4 separate regions of the Homo sapiens genome follow, and all the other regions are linked to region 3. The links are chromatin contacts, found by Hi-C or POLR2A ChIA-PET in ENCODE. All regions are on one chromosome and are shown on one strand. The core of a region is the stretch at or near the end of the contact, and the rest is flanking DNA. Distances in the headings are between cores, read along the strand shown.

Region 1 (2,700 bases), core at 17-2,516, 870 kb after region 3:
CAGATCATTACAATTAAAGTTTCCACTTTTCAATATAATGACTGCTAAACCATTTTTGAAGGGTAAATATGTTGCCCGCCCCCTAAAACAGGCAAAATGCATTTAATGTGTATCATCGAACATGTGCAAAGATTGCAGTAAATTGCTTCACAAACCCAAATTATTGCAATCAGCATCTTGTTTTCTAGTTCTAAATTCAAAGGCAAACTATTAACACACAAGACTGCTAACTCTTGCTATTATCACACTTGCTATTATCACACATCCTCCTTCTAACAAAACCACATTTCCAGATGGACTGCCAAAATTAGTCAAGTGACTCCTAAGAAACACTATCAAGACTGACATGCCAGAAATCCATTTAGAAATGAATGCTTTATTAAAATAAAGGACACACACACCCAAACACACCTTTCCTAGGGAAATTCAAGTTGCTTTCCTTACAATTGAACTTGAATTGAAGCTCAGGGAGGCCCCATTCGGAGGAAATGTTACCCAGTCAGCATGCTGATCAGTCCCGAGTCAAATGGGACAGACTTATGATTTGTGTGGGGGTTCTGGGGAGCTGGGCCTGACTGGGGAATCCTGATAACAAATTAGGCAAAGTATTTAAATTCAACCCAAATAAGGTACATATGATAGACAAATTCAGTCAAGAGGGTAGTGAGCCCTGTGATGACATCACTAGTTCCTCTTCTCTTCAGGATACTTTGTTTACTCTGCATTGGACACGAAGAAGACTACTTTTAAAAAACCTATGAATCTCCTGCAACACGTAACTCAAGGAGATTAGATTACTGAAGTGCATTCTGTTAGCAACCATTCCTGAAGAGTCTAATTATCAGAGCTGTCAGTTCCATGGGCCAGAACTAGCTTTGTTTGAATGTGGAAAACACAAGACAGCAATTTTCATATACGACTGAGGGAGCCACGGGCTCAAAACCCAAGTGGGCTCTGAGGCCAGAAAAGGAATCAGATCCTCTGTGCCAACAAAGGCTCACCCTGAGCAGATATGATTTAGAATTCCTCTTCCTCAAGGGAATGGCTAGCCTTTTCCAGGAGAAAAAATAATACCTTCTATCTGATGGCACCTTCTTGAACATACATACATGGAACACAGAAAAGTCACTTACCACTGGCCAGCTTTAAAGGAAAAGTCTTGATCAGCAACAAGCAAGCGGAGGCTCTTCACTGACGGTGACTCACTGGCAGCTCCACACACCTTAGCTGCTGACACAATCTAAAACCAAAAGATGAACTGTGGCTGAGGTTAGTGCGTACACAGCACAAGGGACAAATGGTGGCATCCTGAGAACTAAGGTTTTTGAAACCTACAAAGATGTGGTTTTTGAAAATTGCCAAACAAGGTAAAACACACTTTGCTTTAGTTCAGCCTACCACCATGTGAATACATTTTAATTAACTTTTTTTTGAGAGACTTGCTATCATACTAATTTAATTTTATCCTACATTCAAAAATCATCTATTCAAGGGATCTTTTAACCGGCATTTATCTGATGAGTATCCACAATGTGCTGTGCACTGGGCTAGGCACTCTGGGAAGAGCTCAGGGAATTGGAACTCTGTAAACAAGCCAGGGTCTTATCAAGGAGCTGCCGTTAAATTCTCCATCAGCACTGGGCAAAGTGAGGCCCACTCTTGCTTCTGGGGGTGTAAGGAGCCCACAAAGAGCTAATTTCAGAAATCAAAAGCAGGCACTTAGAAACTTTTAACAATTTCACAGAACAATCTTGTGCCTATTGAGTCTAGTAACAGAAAACAAAATGGGTTTGCATTCTTCATGTCTTTGTTTTTAATTAATTTTCAAATTCATTTTTTATCACACGATATTTTATAAAATGGAAACAGATCACAATCTTAACAATAAAAAGAGCCCTTCCCTACAGATAATTTGAGAAGCACTATTTTTACATGATGTATCTGATTTCTGGAAAGCCTTGAATAGGTTTGACTCGGGAGCTATGCAGGTATGTGCCATTCATGGCTCAACACCCCTCAAATTCAAAAGGTATCTATTTCCTTTATTCTTTCATCTGCTTTGTGTTTCTTTGTCCTGTAAGCCTGGGACATCTTCACAAGCAAAGAAAAAAGACAACATGACTCTTTCCTTCCTCAACCTTCTATGTCTGTTCATCTTTACTTGTGGCAGCAAATCAGCAACTAACCAAAATATAGCCCTCTCCTTGGAAAGTGTGACCTTCACAGCTCCACCAAAGGGTGCTTTGGAAATCTGTCAAGGTCAATGAACGTCCCATCCTAATGCTAGCTCATGCAGGCCCTCTACTCCAATAGGACTACTAAATCTCATCAAACTATTAGTGGAGACCATTTTCAAAAATCCACTGGATAATTCTCATGATGGATGGTGGTCTCTCTCACCACCTCAAAGTATCTTCTAGTATTATCTACCTTTCTCTCCCTCCTGCAAAATACCTAACCTTTCTTTCTCCATATTTTTGTCAACCCTCTCTTGCTCCTCTCCTAAAAATCAACTGGGGTAATTTTCCATTACTGACCCTCTACCTGCACTCTTGGTCCTAGTCCTGCCTACTCTCTCAGAAACACTGCTCCATCAGCAACCACCAGCCCTTTCCTTCATGTTCAATTTTCCTCCCTTTAGTACATTCCTGTTTCATCAAAGATTACATCTAATGCCATTTGCAATTCAAAGCAATTCAG
Region 2 (2,700 bases), core at 134-2,633, 590 kb before region 3:
TCAGAAGCCTCTGTTAATCCTATTTCTTCATATACATTCATCCCAGGATTTTCTGTCATTTTGTTGCTAGCCCCATTTCTTGACTATCATCTCAGTATTCACCAGTCTAACAGTGATGATGACTGGTCTAGCCAGAACTCCCAATTAGGGAGTTTTTACATTTTATTTATTTGATAAATAAATAAATCTGGCCGGATTAAATCTGGCCACAGGCACTAACTTAACCTGTTCAGTTTCTGCAACAGAAAGAGGGGCAACAGAAAAAGAGGGATCTCTGTGTGAAGTGGGGTGTTTGTCCACAAAGGTCTCCCACACAGGCATCTTCCTCTGAAGCTAGATAACCTTCAGAAATCTGACCTTTCTCTGACTTGGTTTCCTTTTCTGGACTAAACAGTATCAATTTTCGTTGGAGCTCTTTGTGAAGATAAGCTAATAAAATACCATAAATCTCTTTTACTAAGTGAAGCATTTACCACTCTAATTAACATTATGATTTAAAGGCTTTCATACTGGGGAAACAAACACCACCTTCCCACGTGCTTGGGTTAAAGGGGATCTTAAATCATGATTATGCAGAGACCAAGGGCAACGATAAAAGTTTTAGACATTCCCTGTGTTCTGATAGTCATCAGACGTTTAGGGAGATACTACAACACTGAAGACCCTGTCCAAGTTTATGAGATAAAGATAGAAACCACAGTCTAGTATTGTGGGCTTGTGAAAAAATAACTCCTAACCTTTATCTTTCTATGGGTTGTACTACAAGGTAGGTCTGCACAAAGTGCTAGTGACTCCTCTAAAGTAGGCAGGGGTAAGTTTCACGGAGAAAGTGACAGATGAGCTGAGTTAGAAGCCTACTCAGCCACAGAAAAATGTGGCATGGAAGGCCATTTACCTGTGACAAGGAAATGTAAATTCCTTGGCAGGAGAGCCAGGATCTCAGGAGAGTCCCTGGGACCCTCTGCTCCCCTTCTCAGTCCAACCCTGGGAAGATAGTTGGTGGATGTGAACCTCTGACTAAGACCCAGGAGCTGGTTCCCAGCCTCCAGCCGCGCGCCGGTTGGAAGCAGGGAGAGAAGGGAGGGGTAAAAGCCCTCAGGCGCATGCGCTCAGCAGCCTGCCGGCTCAGCCAAGGAGAGCTCTGCCCGCGGCTCACTCCCCACCTACTCGCTTCTCGCGCCTCGCGGGCCCCAGAAACCCGGACCCGAGAGCGAGCGCGTTGCGCTCGCGCGCAGACTTCAGGTCCCGTGCGGGCGCCTGCGCACGAGCTTCCCAGGCGCGCGGGCCGCGAGGTTATTAGAGGTGGAGCGCGGGGAGGGCGCGCGGCGGGAGGCGGCCGCCGTTACGGCGCGAGCGTGGTCACGTGGCCGCTGGTCACCGCCGCCACCCCCTCCCGCCCTGTTCTCTTTCAGGTCGGGCCGGGCCCGGCCGCTTCCGCGAGCGCCCTGCAGACTGAGGGAGAGAGAGAGAAAGAGGAGGGGAGGAGGAGGAGGATTCAGGGAATAGGAGCTGGGGAGCCCTTCTGCGCCACAGGTAAAATAAAATAATGATGATGATCGTAAAAAAGCCCAAGCCCTCTGAACGCCTCCGCCTTCCTCCAGTGCAGCCCCACATGCAGTCGTTCCCGCCCCGGCCTCCCACTCAGCCTCAGGACAGGTTTCGCCCCCCTTCGCGCCGCTGCTGCAGCCGCAGCCGCCGCCGCCTTCTCACGGGAGGGCCTGAGGGTGCCGCCGCCACGGCGGACGGGTTGCCGCACCGCCCCCCGTTTGTGCGCCTCGGAGTCGGCGTCGGGGGTGGATGGCGGGAGGGGTGGACCCTTCAGCTCCCTGGCGGGCAGGGCGGGCAGGGCGAGCTGGGCGGGGTGGCTGCTTGCAGTCTGCCTGCTTTCCCTGCCCCAGGAGGTCGGGGTCTAGACTGGAAGGCCAACTGCAGTAAAGGCAGGGCCTGGCGGCTGGACTAGTGCTCAACTTCCTACTTAGTAAATTTCCATGTTCATTTGGGCCCCGGGAAGCACGCTTCCTTCCCTAGCCGGAAGCGAAACGGGCCCTGAATCCTCAAACCTTAATAGTCTTTAGAAGAGAGAAGCCTTGACTTCACTTTTGAGGAAGGGAACCGTGACCTGGATTTAGTACGACTTAAGTTTATTCACACGTAAGAAACGGAGGTCTTTCAGGATAAGAGCAAAAAAAAAAAAAAAAAAAAAAAAAAAAAAATTCGCAGGGAGGGCAAATCCCGCTCCCCACCCCGACTTTTCCTGGAAAAACACACAGACCTTCACTACAAGATTCGATTCTACAAGTGACCTAGAATTTGTTCGATACCAGTTACTCGTTTTAGTTACAGGAATTATAATCTGTGTTTAAAGTTAACATCCTGTAGGTTTTTTTCGAATAATAACTTTCTGGAAAGAGTTCATTTGTCAACTCTGAATTGGACAAAATCCTAAGATTTTAACATGCAGGTTTCACACGTTTGGACCAGGTTGCCTGGAATTTCTAGACCCGGTAATTCTTTTGTAAACCTTTATAAGTGTTGTGCTCTTGCACAAAATACTTAAAGCAGGAAGCAATAAATAGGTATTGTTGAAAAATGAGCCTTTGCTATCGGTGGCAAAGAAATTCATTTATATATTGGTTTTTCTCTTTGGGCTTTTCTGATTCCGTGTCTTGGTACTTTTCATACCATATCTCTGAATTCATT
Region 3 (2,713 bases), core at 89-2,588:
TCTGCTGAATATATTCATGTCCAAGTCCAGATTCTGCATTTCTTATCTTGAAAAGAGGGACTCTGAGCCTTAGCTATTTATTTACCCATATTTATGAGCCTACCATGTGCCAAACACTGTGCTGGGGGCTGGAGACATGCAGTGAACAAGATGGATAAGATGCCTGTCCTCAGGGAGCTTGCAGTCCAGTGGGAGAGAAAGGCAATGCCCAGTGAATGAATGAGATAATTTCAGATGGGAAGGATGTGGCAGAGACCCTTCAGGAAGCCCCAGTTCCCTTTCCCCCTGGGGAGGGACACAACTAGACCAGCCTCCCTTGAAGGGACTGAGCTTGGGCCACTGGAGTGTGAGGGGTGAATATGAATATGTAGAGGAGGAGGAGATGAGTAGATGACTCTGGGAGCCCAGAACGGTGGGGTGGGGGAGAGCGCAGAAACCACCTCCTCCCCAGATCTTGAGGACCAGCCAGTCCCAGGTTTTTCCTAAACCTCTTTGTCATTCTTTGCTTTCATTCCCATAAACGTTGCCCCTCCCACAAACATCACCCCTGGGGAAAGAGTCATAATCAACTCTGATCAAATCCCAGGCTGCTTACAGGTTGGGGAAAGATAGAAGCCAGTGTCAACCAACCCCAGTTCATTCAGAGATGTTAGTGTCCATCAGACACCAGTGCCGTGAGCCCTGCCTGCCTGACTCCTCCCTCAAGGTGCCAGGGGTCCATCTATCCCGCTGTCAGCCAATCAAGAGGGGACTATGAGCAAGACAAGCAAGCTCCAGGAGCCTCCATTTCCCCGTCGTTAATATTGGGGGGTGGGGCTGGGGCAAATGCCTAGCTTGGCCACCTCGCAGGGGTGTTGCAAGGGTATTAAGCCTGTCAAACTCCAGGCCCTGGGTCTGGCTGTCACCTGCATTAACTCCTCCCAGTCTCCCCATGGGGGCCGGTGATGGGGAAGGCAAAGCCTTGGGCTGATGTGGCCACATGTGTGCAGACAGCCCAGAAGCTCTGCCCCTCAGGACTTTCCCTCCCCCAGCACCTGAATGGCAGGATTTGGGTGGCTTCTAACTCCTGGAGGTGACAAGCTCTGCATGATCGCAGCAGCCGCTGTGCTTCCATCTACCGTGCAGCACCAGCACCAGGGACCAAACTCACCCTGTCACAAGATATGGAGGCATGTTCCTGGGCATGTGTGTGACTCACCCAGTGTCGCAGCGGTGGTGCGTGGCAAGGCTGCCGCTGGGTTTCTGAGAATCCTGCACCTCAGAGATTCAGAGAAACTCAGACTTTCAGAGAAAGTCTGTCCTGTCCGCTGTCAGCAGAGGCGTTAACCACAGAGCTTGCAGTGGGAGCCCCGAGAACTAGCTCAGCAAGGCCAGGCAGAGTTCATCCTTCCTGTCCCTGAGCTGCTCTGGGGCTGGAGGCCTCATGAAGCAGAGCCAGATGTTAGCTCTGTCCCTGGTGGCAGTGTGGACGTGGCAGACAGGTGAGAGATGGGCCTGCTGGAGTCGAACTGGGGATCCACTTTACCGGATTCCATGGGAACAAAGCAGATACAGGCCTCATGTTATGACCCCTCCTGCGTAGGCTGGGTTTGGTCCCAGCTCGTCCAGGAGACAGTGGGTAGGCCCCACTCTCTCTGACACTCCATCTGAAAAATAAGGAGGCTGGGGTAGAGCTGGCTTTTTTTTTTTTTTTTTTTTTTTTGAGACGATTCTCGCTCTGTTGCCCAGGCTGGAGTGCAGTGGCACGATCTCAACTCACTGCAACCTCCACCTCCTGGGTTTCAAGCAATTCTCCCACCTCAGCTTCCCGAGTAGCTGAGATTACAGGTGCCCACCACCACACCCGGCTAATTTTTCTGTATTTTCAGTAGAGATGGGGTTTCACCATCTTGGCCAGGCTGGTCTTGAACTCCTGACCTCATGATCCACCCACCTTGGCCTCCCAAAGCGCTGGGATTATAGGCATGAGCCACCACGCCCAGCCGAGCAGGCACTTTTTTCAAACTTTTTTGACCAGACCCCACAGTAATAAATACATTTTATGATGAAATTTGACTGGCTTAAAAATATATTCCATGATATATTAAATAGGATTGTGTCTGCTGCTATATAACACACAGGTTCCAAAATGTCAGTTGCTTAAAACAAGAGAAGTCCATTTCTCACAGACATAAGTATCAAAGTGAGGCTTCCTGGTTTGTGTGTGACTCTCCTCCATGCAGTGATTCAGGGACCCAGCCACATTGAGGCTCCATCCTTTAGGACTTTCCCACCAATGTCAGAGACACTTTGACTAAGAAGTAAAGTGTCACTTTTAATCACATTCCACTGGGAAAGCAAGTCACCCAGCGGCCCACCTAGACACAAGGGCAGCCCCTTCCTAGGGACACACTGATACTATGGAGAGGAGTACAGCTTTGCTAGCCAGTCAGCTGCCTCTACCCCCATACCCTAACCCCTGAATACACACACCATACACACCCTGAAACAGAAGGCTCGTGAAACAAACATCCTCATACCGCATGCAATACCTTTCTCATTCTGATACCTCCTCCCCTATTTTATTTGATTCTATTTTACTTTCATAAGTGCTGGATGTGACCCACTAAATTAATCTCATGATCCACTAATGGGTCAATTCCTACAGCTTAAAGATTCAGATGATTCCTTAAAGAAGTGTCCATAATACTAACCAACTCTGAAGAGTGTATGG
Region 4 (2,700 bases), core at 1-2,500, 840 kb after region 3:
CAGGCTGGAGTGCAATGGCACAATTTCGGCTCACCACAACCTCCACCTCCCAGGTTCAAGCAATTCTCTTGCCTCAGCCTGCCGAGTAGCTGGGATTACAGGCATGCACCACCACGCCCGGCTAATTTTTACATTATTAGTAAAGACAGTGTTTCTCCATGTTGGTCAGGCTGGTCTTGAACTCCCGACCTCAGGTGATTTGCCCACCTTGGCCTCCCAAAGTGCTGAGATTACAGGCGTGAGTCACCGCGCCCAGCCCCAAATGATTTCTAATGGTAATGTTGGCAATTCCAGCAAAGCCCTGAGCCAGGAATTGGTGGAGAACCACCCTGGTTGTCAACTGTAGGGACTGGGTCTTGAAGAAAGAGTAGAGATATTCATTCATCCAGAGACAGTTTTAAAACATGATCCCATGTTGCTGACTGGCTTTTCATCCTTTAATGTGGTAAAACTTGTGTATTTAAATGTGTTGCTCACTAGTCATTAAGTTCAGTTTGGATTTGGATTTTTCTGTGGCCTCTAAATAATATAAAGGCTTAAAGATAGTAAGAAATATATTTCACTTATTAGGGTGAGCATTAAAATGCTTCCTATAATGGACCTCTGATTTCATGAACCTTCAGTCCTGGGTACCTCCTATCTTGTTGATTGTTCAATGAAAAAAAAACAAGAGAATCAACTTAGAAGAAAGAACAACTAGCAAACTTACCAGTTTCTAGGTCCACAAAATGCGTAAGTTAATAACTGTCTAAAACACTTCCTTTTTATGAACCTGGGGAACTATCAATCCAGTCCCTGTCTCAGTCAAGTACACCTTAAGCCCCAATGGGCAAATGTCAGTTTTATTTCTTACTAACGGTAATTCCACTATTTCTCTTGAGCCCTGACTCCAGAATTTAATCAGCAGTATAGTCCAAAAGTCCCCTGTATCAAACCAAACTTTTCCCTTGCTTCAGTCCAAGACAATGTCTTCTTATTCTGTCAACCCCAGAGATACAAACAATAGTCATCCCAAGAATCAATCAAATATTTGAAGAGAGTTAAGATACTCCTTAGACATCTCTCAGTACAGTCAACCTTGATCTCTAAGGCCCATTTTTCTATCATGAAATTATAGAAAGGTAAAGCTGAAAGCAATTTTAAATTGCATAGTCCTACCCACAGCGACAGATAAGGAAAGCAGGTTTCAGAGAGAGGTGGAATGAGTCACACAGGAAACAAGTTGTAGAATGGGCATGATTTAGGTCTCTTGAAGCCTGGTGTCATGTTCCTCCCACCATCCCACACAGCCAACCAATCTGCCTCATTTTTTGTTTCTTCTCTCTGGGCTTCTATAGTCTCTAAGACAGACAGGCCTACGGAACAATCAGAAAATTCAATCAGAAAATTGTTAGTTAAAAAAATCACCTTTCATCTAACTGATTAGGGGAAAAGACAGACAGGCCTACGGAACAATCAGAAAATTCAATCAGAAAATTGTTAGTTAAAAAAATCACCTTTCATCTAACTGATTAGGGGAAAAAAAATACTTAAGTATGAGACTGAGGGTATCTAATGTTGGCTAGAAATGGGCACTTTCATACCCTGTTAGAATATAAACTGATTAGGCATTTTATAGGGTAACTTGGTAATACTAGTCAATTTTTTATTCAGAAATGGCACTTCTAGTAATTCTACAGGAGTATGTGCAGAAAAATTATACAAACAGGTTTACTGCAATATTGCTTGTAATAGCCAAAAACTCCAAACAATTTAAATGTCCATCATGGAGATATGGTTAAGTATATTATGGTATATAGCAAGAATTTGAAGTGTATTAAAAGAAAGAGAGACATAGTTGTATAGGTACCCACAGTTGTATATGTATACAAGATTAATATACCATAAAATTTCTAAAAGGATACCCAGCAAGTTTTTTATACAGAAGTTCCTTCTAGGCAAGGGAATAGGATGGGGGAGAAGAGAACGTCAGCATTTTAATCTATATAATTTTATTTAATATTTGTGGTCACATTTATTAGGTAATTAAAAAATTATTTAACAATTTTTGGTCATATTTATTAGGTAATTAATTTTTAAAAAGGAAGAGATAAAATCTTGTTATGCTCAAATATAGCAAAATAGGACATGGGGATGAGCTGGAAGGGGCCAGGTTAGGCTGATGAGCTCCTGCAGGTTTTAAGAATTCAGAACAGACCATATGAAGATGGCTGCTCAACAACTATAAAAGTTTGGATTTCTGGGCACGAAACATTTTAAAATGCATGCCTTGATTTTATGGCACATTAGGAGGTATCTACATGTCATCACCACACTGCTAGCTTATTGTATGTTAAGAAAGAGTAATATTAAAGACCAGACATCTCACTGTTTAAGATGAGAACAGTATACTTCTTTTGAGTTTTAAAATAAAATAAGATGAAATAACGGCTCTCAGGTTAAATTATCAGATCATCTGCAATAACCAGGAATGGAGGAAATTGCTGTTTTCCATTCAGACAGGAAAAAAAAAATAGGAGCAACAAGACATGCCCTTGGATCATTTGACAATCACTGCATCCACACGTGTTTGTGCTGTGAGTCCCATATAACAATCCTCCTACCCTCCAGAGCATGGGTGCAGCCTTTCCCACTCTGCTACCCCTGGGCCCCTAAGATCCATCATTCCAGTGACTCACCCAGTCATCCATTTGCTATAGC

What was found. Hi-C counts contacts between places; a loop is a spot of excess contacts on that map. ChIA-PET counts read pairs that join two places held with the same protein, here RNA polymerase II (POLR2A). Pooled maps may share reads with other maps.
Region 1: a loop to region 3 is called in a map of naive thymus-derived CD4-positive, alpha-beta T cell, with 4 times the contacts of the local background. The contact joins two enhancer-like sites. A Hi-C loop is called at or near these places in 1 of 168 maps with a recorded cell type or tissue (naive thymus-derived CD4-positive, alpha-beta T cell) and 7 of 50 pooled maps. POLR2A ChIA-PET finds 5 or more read pairs at or near these places in 3 of 52 experiments (Panc1, activated CD4-positive, alpha-beta memory T cell and activated T-cell).
Region 2: a loop to region 3 is called in a map of naive thymus-derived CD4-positive, alpha-beta T cell, with 6 times the contacts of the local background. The contact joins the promoter of TBC1D5 here to the enhancer-like site in region 3. A Hi-C loop is called at or near these places in 1 of 168 maps with a recorded cell type or tissue (naive thymus-derived CD4-positive, alpha-beta T cell), 1 of 37 single-sample maps with no recorded cell type and 9 of 50 pooled maps.
Region 4: a loop to region 3 is called in a map of natural killer cell, with 2.8 times the contacts of the local background. The contact joins two enhancer-like sites. A Hi-C loop is called at or near these places in 1 of 168 maps with a recorded cell type or tissue (natural killer cell) and 8 of 50 pooled maps. POLR2A ChIA-PET finds 5 or more read pairs at or near these places in 1 of 52 experiments (activated CD4-positive, alpha-beta memory T cell).

What each region holds. Positions count from the first base shown.
Region 1 is chr3:16,284,882-16,287,581 of GRCh38, reverse strand. It overlaps OXNAD1 (oxidoreductase NAD binding domain containing 1), which reads right to left. Exons shown (of 9, transcript NM_138381.5): 5 at 1,134-1,240. Among named protein-coding and RNA genes, the nearest start is that of OXNAD1, 21 kb to the right of the region's middle. RefSeq lists a silencer at 1,182-1,321. Within about 2 kb of position 1,266, at least 5 of the 41 ENCODE cell types and tissues checked have a DNase peak (open chromatin) inside an H3K27ac peak, as active enhancers do.
Region 2 is chr3:17,741,314-17,744,013 of GRCh38, reverse strand. TBC1D5 (TBC1 domain family member 5) reads left to right here and starts at 1,383. Exons shown (of 23, transcript NM_001349074.2): 1 at 1,383-1,533. It overlaps LOC105376975 (a long non-coding RNA gene), which reads right to left and starts at 1,070. Exons shown (of 2, transcript NR_135536.1): 1 at 896-1,070. RefSeq lists enhancers at 967-1,036, 994-1,697 and silencers at 1,157-1,466, 1,697-1,896.
Region 3 is chr3:17,150,381-17,153,093 of GRCh38, reverse strand. No RefSeq gene overlaps it. Among named protein-coding and RNA genes, the nearest start is that of PLCL2-AS1, 97 kb to the right of the region's middle. RefSeq lists enhancers at 1,120-1,289, 1,490-1,549, 1,088-1,589, 1,590-1,669. Within about 2 kb of position 1,338, at least 4 of the 41 ENCODE cell types and tissues checked have a DNase peak (open chromatin) inside an H3K27ac peak, as active enhancers do; they include natural killer cell, where a contact is called at or near this core.
Region 4 is chr3:16,308,266-16,310,965 of GRCh38, reverse strand. It overlaps a transcript of OXNAD1 not described here. Among named protein-coding and RNA genes, the nearest start is that of OXNAD1, 44 kb to the right of the region's middle. Within about 2 kb of position 1,250, at least 4 of the 41 ENCODE cell types and tissues checked have a DNase peak (open chromatin) inside an H3K27ac peak, as active enhancers do; they include natural killer cell, where a contact is called at or near this core.